Linked DNA regions of Mus musculus: region 2 is linked to region 1. Evidence: chromatin loops called from intact Hi-C (ENCODE). Cell type or tissue: left cerebral cortex. All regions are shown on one strand.

Region 1 (5,000 bases):
TCGCTCTTGCAGCTCCTTCTGCAGTTCTTTCCTGGTGCCCAGCGACTGCTGGACTCGGAGAAAGTCCGACAGCTCCTTCAGCCCCGCGTCAGTGAAGTACTTAGCGAAATGATCCACACTCTGTCTGTTCACTGGGAAGAGTTCCTGAAGGAGAAAAGGAGGTTTGTAAGCTACAGGCTATTCAAATTAGGATGGGATTCTCATACTAAAGCCACTTGTGACATCGCTCATTCAGCTGAGGAGGACTGAAGTGTTCCTATACAGTCACGGAGGTGAGCATCTTTTAAAATAAAGTATTGAGCAACATAGACAAACTTGCTTTGTTCACCGTACCCACCCATCTCTTTTTCTTTGCTTTAATCAACAATGGCACAGGACTAAATTCACCTGACCACATGAATATGATAAAAACTCTGAACAGTATTTAAATTGTTTTTAAAGTGAGAGGAAGGAAACTGAAACCGTTTGCACTGCTTCCTTCGTTGAGTTAACAAGGCTCTTTCTGTAAAGCTGAAATGATTGGAAACACTAGAAAAAAAAACAAAAACAAAAACAAAAACAAAAAAACCAAACCGCTCCTCCCCAGGGACCTCCACTCATCACAAGTAAATGCTGCAGCCAAGGATACAGTAAAGGAGCCATGGTGGACTTTGCTATCTATTCTCCACTAATGATGGTGGCTCTCAATTAAGGTCTGGGCAAGACCTATTCTAAACTTAACTCATCGACTGCTCAGCTTACCACATTATTCTGATGGTGTGGTTTGTTTGTTTTTGGTTTTGGTAAAACAACAATAAAAAGAGCAGAACACCATAGCTGCTTTGATATCTTCATCACGTCATCTTCCCCTACGCAGCCTGGCACCTTCTCATAACCGTCTAATCCTGTGTGAATTCAGCAGCTAACTATGAAATGCAGGCAATTCACAGAGCTCTCACATTCTCCCGACTGCTGGCAAGTCTAAAAACTGGGCACAAACTTTACATTGGTTAGATCTGCCTGTGTGTTGCCAAAGGCTCCATATCTCCAACTCAGTACAAAGAGCTGTCATGGGGGCTGCCACTGAGGAGAGGGGCAGAGCAGAGGCTGCTTGGCCAGGACTTAAACCTCAGCCTTCCCCTATTTCACCCCCAAATTTCCCTTGACTCATATATTTTTATGTCAGAACAGAGTCAGTGGGAGAATCTATCAAATGCGCATGCATATCAAAATACCACTTCCCACCACACTGAAACTTCACCGTTAATATTTACAGTATCATTGTGTTAGTGTTTACAGTTCCATCCAAGACATTTCAGATTTAGTGGAAGGGGCCAATTTCATTTTATGGAGTGGTCCCTCCCCTCCCAGAGAATCAACTGAATTGGGATTTCCTTTAGACTGTTTAAAATAAGCAAGTGTTTCTAGAAACAAAAGCGCTCTTGCTCTCTCTCTCTCTCTTGTCATTTCTCTATATCTAACAAGTGTGTTTATATATGTGCAGTTTGTAGGACCCACTTGTGTGAGCTCTCAGAGGACAGCCTGTGGAAATCTGGTCTTTCCATATGTGGGTCCTGAGGAATCAGTTCTCAGGCTCGGCAGCAGGCACTCCTACTCATGTATCCATATTGCCAGGCAGGCCTGAAGTAGACATGCATCAATAAATTTAACAGCTGATGTGGCTGATACAGCTAGAAATACTTCAGGACAGTGCCATTGGCACTAAGGTCAGTCAACATTGGCTCCATAGCTCAGTATAACCACGGAACGCTCTTTGTCAGGAAGACGTGACTGCAAAATGGGATTTGATGTTATGTTCAAGTGCATGCCAATCATACTGTTCCCATACAGTTCATTTATGAAGATGTCGTTTTAGGATACACAGCCTCATCGCATAGGCCTTCCTTACTACCAAAAAGTCTGTATTAATTATTATTCTGCCTGATCTGGTTTCCTGTAGCTTTTGTCTAGGTAATTTTCTCTCTACAGTGTTTCACCTTGACTTTCCCCTTTGTTTTTGATTTTGAGATCGAGTCTCATGAAGGTAGCTTTGATCTGGCAATATACTAGAAGACTAGCTTCAAACTCATGGTAATCCTCTAGCCTCAGCCCCCCAGTGTTAGGATTACAGACAAGTACCACAATAACCCCAAATTCACCATTAAAAACAAACCTGCACTCGCTATCTCTGTGTTGCCCATTCCCTTGAAGTCAATGCTACTTCATAAAAGCCAGGGTCTATTTGCTTTCTTTCAATTATCCCCATTCCCAGAAATTCGTGGCACACAATGTGCCAATACCATACTCAATGAATAAATAAAAGACCAACTTCTCCTTTTTCTAGGGATTCGAAATAGTTTCTTCCATCCCCTCTCCCCTTGAGCTATACAATTTTTTCCTTCATCTGTAACAGTGCTGAGTAATAGCTAACATCACTATTTTTGTGAACAGTTACATAAAACTTAGCTGCATATCTTCATGAAACAAAAAATGACTCCCTTGAGAATATAACAGATGCCAAGTGTCTCATGGGTTGAGTCAGGAAATCTCAGGCACCTCCTGTACTTGTTCGCCACAAGCAGCCTCTCCTCTCCCCACTGATGTTGGAAGCTCTTGGGAGAAACAGAATCTACGCGTCTCTTTCCCACAGCATGCAGATCTAGTAAGTTCAGTTAAATGACATGTGTTTTCAAGACAGATGCACTTTTATATCCAGTGACCTAATTAACCAACCTGTAGCTAGTTAAGAAACCAGACTTTGAGTCTTTTGTGGCAAGTTGTGATAGATTCTATCTTTGTTCCCAATCGCCAACTTCCTCTCCGTCAAAGTGGATCAACAGAACCCCTCCCTCAGTGCTGCAGACAGAGGCTAAATGTCCTACTCTATTTTCCAGACTTGCCAGTGACTTTTTCTCCTAATTTTTATTTTAAATGGTATTTATGCACACGTGTCAGAGTGTAGATATATGCACATGAGACCAGAAGAGGGCGTTGGAGCCTCTGGAGATGGAATTACAGGTGGCTGTGAACTGCCTCTTCCTGACATGACTGCTGGACCCTTTGCAAGAACAGTAGGTACTCTTAACCACTGAGCTGCGTCTCTACCGGGGCCAATTGCAGGTAGGTTTTTAATGTGACTGAGGGCTTCAGTTTGTGACCTGTGTTTCTGTCCTATGCCATGCAGACACAATGTCCTAAATGGGAGATCCTTCAGTCTTGTTCCTGAGATGAAAAGACACGTGGAACCCAGCTGTGACTAGACAAGATATAGCTAATTCATGGACAACTCACAGGCTCGTCAAAAATGCTATGGTGGGTCTGGCAGGAAGGCTCGCTGGGTAAATAGGCAAAGCCCACTAATCTGAGTTTGATCCCTATAACAACACAGTAGAAGAAAAAATTCCTACAAGTTGTCCTGACCTCTGTATGTACATCAGGGAATGCATGACCCCTGCCCACTAAAGAAAGGTATAATATAATTCCTACTCAATATCACAAGGATCTTATTTGTTGAGAATGAGTTTTTTTTTAAAAATACATTAGTTTTTAAACATATAGTTAAAAAAAAACCTTTAGTTTTGCAAATAGTTATTTGATACTAAAGAAAGTGTTAGTTTGTTTTATTACTCTGGGGATTGCAACCGGGATGGCTTTGAGTGTGTCAGGCAAGCCCAATACCACTGAAATACCACTACAGCCATCAGGAAAAAGCTTTACTGTTGATAAAATATTAATACCATGTCAACAATCTTCCAAACTTGAGTGTTGATATCTCTTGTAATTTTGTAAAAGTGGCTATGACCACGCATATGAGAGAAAGAAACTTTAAGAGAAGGGTTTAATTTGGCTCACAGTTGGGAGATGGTGTTGGTGGGAGTGGTTTGGTTCACAGAGCCAATCAGGAAGCAGAGAAAGGGCATGTCAACATCAACTGCTTCTCTCCTTTCCCCTCTTTACTCCATGCAGTTCGCTACCTCACAAGATGGTCCTAGCATTATACAGCCTCAACCCTCCCCAGGTAATCCTCTCTAGAAAAGTCTTCCTGCATTCCCAGAAGTGTTCCTTATGGTTGGCCTAGAGGGTACTTCATTTATTTAAAATATATTAGAGGGTATATAAGACTAAAATAGAATTTGTTTCTCTATGATAATAAGAAATAAAAGGAACACACTCCAGTTCAGCAGAGACCCTGGTATGTCACTGACATGACACCACCCTGACACCAGTCACCACAAGCTTGATGCAAAAAACACTTACAAGCAGCCTCTTGTCTAAGTTGGCTTTTCTCAGTGAAGAGGTAACAGAATTGGCATCTTTCTCTGCCATCCAGGCTTTGAAAAGCTTGACAGCGAATGAGGCTGCGATGCCTGTTAAAAGAAAGTGAGAATGTCATTCCTGGGTACCAGAGACCACCTGTGAGGATGCACACTTCTCACAGGCTTCCAGAAATGGGTAAGAGCTAAAGGATTTGATCCCGGGAGACAGGGAAAGGTAGACAGACCTACATGCACAGCTCTCTATTCATACAAAAAATAAGTCTTCATGAGCAAGAACCCAGGAATGGTGGCTCATGCCCTTGATGCCAGCAACAGGAAGTGGAGGCAGGAGCATTGCTGTAAGAGGCAGAACAACTGGATCTACACAGTAAGTGTAAGGACAGGCAGGGCTACATGGTGATATTCCACTTACAAAAACAAAAACAAAGAAATATCAATGACAATAAACTCAACAATGAAAATAGTCTTTAGCCAGGCAGTGGTGATGCATGCCTTTAATCCCAGTACTTTCTCTTCAGTTCAAGGCCAGCTTTGTCTACAGAGCAAGCTCCAGGACAAGCAGAACTACACTGAGAAACTCTATCGGGAAAACAACAAAACTATTTTCCCAGCAAGAGTACTGATTCCAGTCTGGTATAACTTAGTTATTCAAGTGCTTAATTCATTTCTTCATATTTACTAAATGTGTGCATGTGTGTATAGAAGCCAGAGGTCAACACTGAGTTCCCCAGAAGCCCTCATCTT
Region 2 (5,000 bases), 74 kb after region 1:
CGGGTAGTTCACCTGAAGCTCTTTCTTTCTGCTATACTTTGGATACAAAAGCAGCAACACTGCTTTTGTTGTGGTGGCCTACTTCACTGCTGCTCACCGATCTGTAAGCTGTCACACATCTTCAGAAGGTTGTAAAGGGGAGCAGAAACCCCGTCTTTTAAAAGAAAGCACAGAACTTCTCCCCAGGCACAGCTCACTGTTTCACTGCTTTTGTGCCTAAAATGGCTGCCTTTGCATCTAGGTTACGTGGCTGCTATAGTGATGCGTTTGTTTTCAAAAGGGATTTGGGGAGTTGTGGGGATGCCCAGATGAATCTAGGAGAAAAACAAAATCTCAGGCAAAAATCACAATAGCCTCTGAGAAAGGCCTCCGAGGGAGGAGCAGGCCGGTGCACACCTGGCCGTCCAGTCTTTCAAGCCCAGGAGTGTCGACTTACCACTTTAAAAAAAAAATAGTGGACAGAGGGAAAACAATTATAATGCTACTGCAGAGGCATGGCCTTTGCTAGCCGTGCTTGGAGAAAGAAGATTCACCTTGATTTTATGCTAAAAGGAACACACATACGTCTCTTGGCAGTGCATAATGAAGATTTCCTTTGTCCCCTTTTATAATGCTGCAGATATGAAGAGAGCTAATGAGAATATTCCCTTGTGAAGAGCACAGGAATATTTCAGGAGCTCCTATTTATTGATCATCGCCCTCATAAATCTTTCCTTCGATTTGTAGAAAAACCAAAGCCTAGCATCTCAAATTTCCTTAAGATATTAATATAGGCTTTGTTTTAGATTTTTACAAAGAAGTTCGCTTGTACGTTTGAGTCCATACCCTTATGATGTGAGACCATATATAAAATATTGAGCAGTTTTAAGTGAATATAATTAGCAGATGTATTAATGGGTCCTCTACATCACAAATTAATTTTTTTCTACAAATTGTTTTTTAAAAAAATATTCATTTTATGTCATGTTGGGTACCTGAGGGCATCGAGTTCACTGCTCAGGTACAAAGCCCTGGCAAGTAGAAGAGTCAATAGACCCCAGAACTGGAGTTTACAGGTAGCTGTGAGCTGCCGTGGGAGTCCTGGGAACTAAACCTGGTCCTCTGCAAGAGCAGTAACTCTCGTAACTGCTGAGCCTGTGTCTATATCGTTACACCACATGTGTACCCAGTACCTGTGGAAGCAAGAAGGGACATCTGAACCTCTGAACTGGAATTTTGTCTGCTTTTGAGCAGCCGTATGGGTGCTAGATCCTCTGAAAGAGCAGCCACTGCTCTTAAACTGAGCAGCCACTGCTCTTAACCACTGAGCTGCCCATCTCTCCCGCTCCCACAGATTAATTTCTTTTACATTTGTTTTGGTGGAGAGGGTAATCAGCAAATTTATTAATAAGGAATCAGTTTTAGTTACTTCCTGAAGCCGGATAATTTCTTATAAAGTACTGTGGTCTTAAGAAAGTATTTCGTTATATAAAAAATAATTTAGTAGTGTCAAAGGTCATGTTTCATTGTCCTTGAAGCTCTGTGAGATTTCCAGGAAGGCTGGACCTGGGTATTATATCAACTCACAGATGATTTCTCTTCATGCATGTCTGAAGAGAATGCAGTTCACAAAGTCTCCTCCCTGACCGTGGTTGTCTCTGGCACAGGGACTGAGCTGAAGCACACAGGTTAGCGAGTACTGTCTGCTGCCCACCATCTGGCCACTGCACACAGGTTCTCATCCTTATTGTCACCAGCAAACTGTATGGTGGTCACCTGCAGACTAACTTCAAATAATGTACCCCATAGAAGAGGTCATAGAAGCACTCCTTATTAGAGTAAATTTGAGCTGAATTAGTACATAAATAGAAGATGTAGGACTCATAATTTGTGAGATTGGATAGCTTTCTACTAGTCTCCCTTTCAAAGCTGTTTATGGTTTTCATTTTAACATAATTGCATTGTTGGGCATGACTGGGATAATCTTAAGGAAAAATTTCACAAAGAAATGGAGTTAACTGGAAAGTAAAAGCCCTTATTTTTTCTAGTCTTCTTTCTGGAGACTAGAATTAAAATTTTCTTAAAATTAATAAGAATTTGAGGACTGGGGATCTAACAGTAACAGAATGCTTGCTTAGCATTGAGAAGCCTAGGGTTCACTTTCTAGCACCCCATAAACACATGCACATCTGTTATCCCAGCACTTGGGCTATGGGGACAGCAGGATCAGGAATTCAGAGGCATCCTTACATAACAAGTTCAAGGCCAGTCTGAGATACATGAAAACCTGTCTTCAAAAACCCAAAGAGCAAAGAAGGAAGAAGAGGAAGTAGGGAGAACTGTAGTTTTCCTAGCTATGGGATTATTGAGTTTAGTAATATTAACTAAGAGTCGTTGATCGCTTGGTGATACTGTCCTGTGTGTAGTGAACAGTTTTGCAGGTACACTGTGTAAGCATTCATAAAAGTGCTTGTCAGAGACAGTAGCGCACTGTGCTCTGGGAGGCATGCTAGCACCTTAGTATAGGCAGATGACAGAATCCGTTTTAACTTTAATGTCAAGAGATTCCCTAATGTTAGCTTTATAACATGGAGCAGTAGCAAACTGCCTTCTGACTTGAGTTATGCCATACCCGTGATTCTAAGAATAACCTGGACAGCCTGGATACCGGCTGCACCGACTACCTCTCGGAGAGGTCTTTGGTGGGATCTCAGTGTTCGATGGCATTTCTTCTTCTAGATCGTGATGCTTGTGAGTGAGAACCCTCTGCTGGCAGACGCAGCTGCTCTCGGTAAATGCTACAGGGTGATGGATTTGATCTGTGAGAAATGCATGAAACAGAGAGACATGAATGAAGTGTTGGCTATGAAAATGCACTACATCAGCTGCATCTTTCAGAAATGCATTACCTTCCTCAAAGAAGGAGAGAATAAGCTGGACACCCTGATCAGAAGGTACGGCTTCTGCCATGGCATGCAGAAAGATGCTCAAGATGCCTTATCGGAAGCCCCATGACACGTGCGAGAATTAACACTATAGCGGCGCCAGTCTCTGTTGGAGTCACGTTTAGTCTCCCAGAACAAGGGACAATATTAGACTCTGACCAAGTTTTAGTCATTTCCGTTGTTGTTTTTACTGATTTACTGTGACATTATACATAAGACCACACAGCTAGAAAATCGTCCAAGCTTAAGTGTACAGTAAAGTAGGCTGCTGTACCGGGCACTTCCTGTGTCTGTCACCACACTTGCTAGAGCTGTGTGTGACCTTTGCCTTCGGCTGGATTCCTACTGGTACTTCCTGTATTGTTACCACTCCTGACAGAGCTGTGTATGACCTTTGTCCACTCACCATAGGGATCTCACTGATGCACAGCTTTACCAAGGAAAAGGAACTGAGTCACGAGTGAGTGGCTCGCTGAGAGCTTCCATTCTTCCTACAAATGGCTGACTAGGTCATCAGTAGCTAGCTGGCCAGAGGACAGCACTCAGGCCTTTGAGGGCTTGTGCTAATCAGTATGGTCTGAGTAACAATTTAGTTTGAGTCCATCCTTGAGATTGGAGGAGACACCATTTTAACAGGAAACTATTAAAAGCTTTTGGGTCCCAAGGAGGGAACTGCTCTAATGTCACAATTTGAACTGTTTAAAAAAATGTCTTTCAGCTTGTTGAAAGGCCGAGCGTCTGATGGCTTCCCGGTGTATCAGGAAAAGATCATCAGAGAAAGCATCCGGAAGTTTCCATACTGTGAAGCCACACTCCTACAGCAGCTGGTGCGAAGCATCGCTCCAGTTGAAATTGTAAGGCTCCTCTTTTGCTAGGTTAAATGTCCAGTGAGCCCAGACCACTGCATGCTGTGTTGCTAGGGACAAGTTCTCCTTACCATTCAGGGAATTTTTAGAAACCAAACGGTATTTTTCTACATAGGAAAGTTGTAAGTTATAAAGGGAGCGGGCCTGTGAATATCTTTGTGAAAGCTAAGCTGGTTGGATGCCTGTCTACTGAAGGATGGTGACACACGTGTGTGCGTTGGTGGAAGAATTACTGGTGGAAATTCCCAGAGTAGGTGGAGGCATAGATTGGTAGTCTAGGGTGCCAGGGTTAGGGCAATGGGCCACAGCTGAACTAGCCAATAGAAGGCTGGCCGTGATTCCTGATAACAATCTCAAAGTGTGTCCCTGCTGCTTATATGTAATTTTAGTGCCTCTAATTAGAAATGTTCCAACTTAAAAAAAAAAAAATCCCCTATAGCCGAGTTGTAGGAAGTAAATTTTACTGTTGCTTTAAATCACTTGCTACCTCTCTGTCATGTGATCAAGGGCTGTTTTGTGAGACACTTTATGCTTTCCTCATCTTTGAAGAGTTTTCTGTTCGCCTTCGTCACACTGATTCATGCTTTTATGAGCCTTTCAACCAAATCCTGTATCAGCCTTTTCCCCAGAACATAGCTTCCTCTGTCCCTCTGGCAATTTGGTTCCCTTCTCTGTCCCTACTGAAGGCTGTGCTGTCACCCTCAGTGTGGAGAAAAATCAAGACAGAAGTGAGTTCCAGGTACTCCCAGCAAAGTGCTTCCCCTCAGTACTTGGTTCGCAAGCTTCCGCTCCTTTCACATAGCAGCCTTCGCTTTTAAGTACGGTTGGCTATTTTCCAATTAAGCTTTTAGAAGATTAGGGAGCAAATCATGAGGATGAATTATGATGGATATACCAGGCCTGGCCAATAGAGTGAAAACAGTAAGACTCACAGACACATAGAGGGCAGAACACAACTCTGAGCAGTTGCTTTTTTGCTCCAGCACTGGATTCAAGGTCTGAACTCGGGTCTTCAGGCTTGCACCCTCTGTGGCATTAACAAAGCTCGTTTGTGTGCACAGACTTCCTGTAGGACAAATGCTCATCTCAGGCAGGCAGATAGAGCAAAGACTCTATCCTGAATGGGGACAATGCTCTCCACATAGTCGACACTTAAATCTGTATCACACGGCCACTCTGAGCTGCGCATGTGTCCCGTGGAATAAAGGTT

Evidence for each region. A loop is a pair of places that touch in the nucleus more often than their neighbours do. Peaks named below come from ENCODE experiments on the same cell type or tissue, not always from the same donor. Only the 100,000 strongest peaks of a DNase experiment are listed, where the experiment ranks them.
Region 2: it touches region 1 in a loop (2.2-fold over the local background); 2 of 42 quality-filtered maps call a loop at or near these places.

Annotation. Positions count from the first base shown.
Region 1 is chr12:36,109,732-36,114,731 of GRCm38, forward strand. It overlaps Bzw2 (basic leucine zipper and W2 domains 2), which reads right to left. Exons shown (of 12, transcript NM_025840.3): 7 at 4,237-4,346; 8 at 1-144. Among named protein-coding and RNA genes, the nearest start is that of Bzw2, 45 kb to the right of the region's middle. In left cerebral cortex, a CTCF peak has its summit at 2,936 (motif pointing right); DNase peaks (open chromatin) are centred at 917, 1,583 and 2,538; H3K27ac peaks cover 1,703 bases.
Region 2 is chr12:36,184,008-36,189,007 of GRCm38, forward strand. It overlaps Ankmy2 (ankyrin repeat and MYND domain containing 2), which reads left to right. Exons shown (of 10, transcript NM_146033.3): 6 at 2,719-2,933; 7 at 3,643-3,778. Among named protein-coding and RNA genes, the nearest start is that of Ankmy2, 29 kb to the left of the region's middle. In left cerebral cortex, a CTCF peak has its summit at 2,748 (motif pointing left); DNase peaks (open chromatin) are centred at 2,656 and 3,904.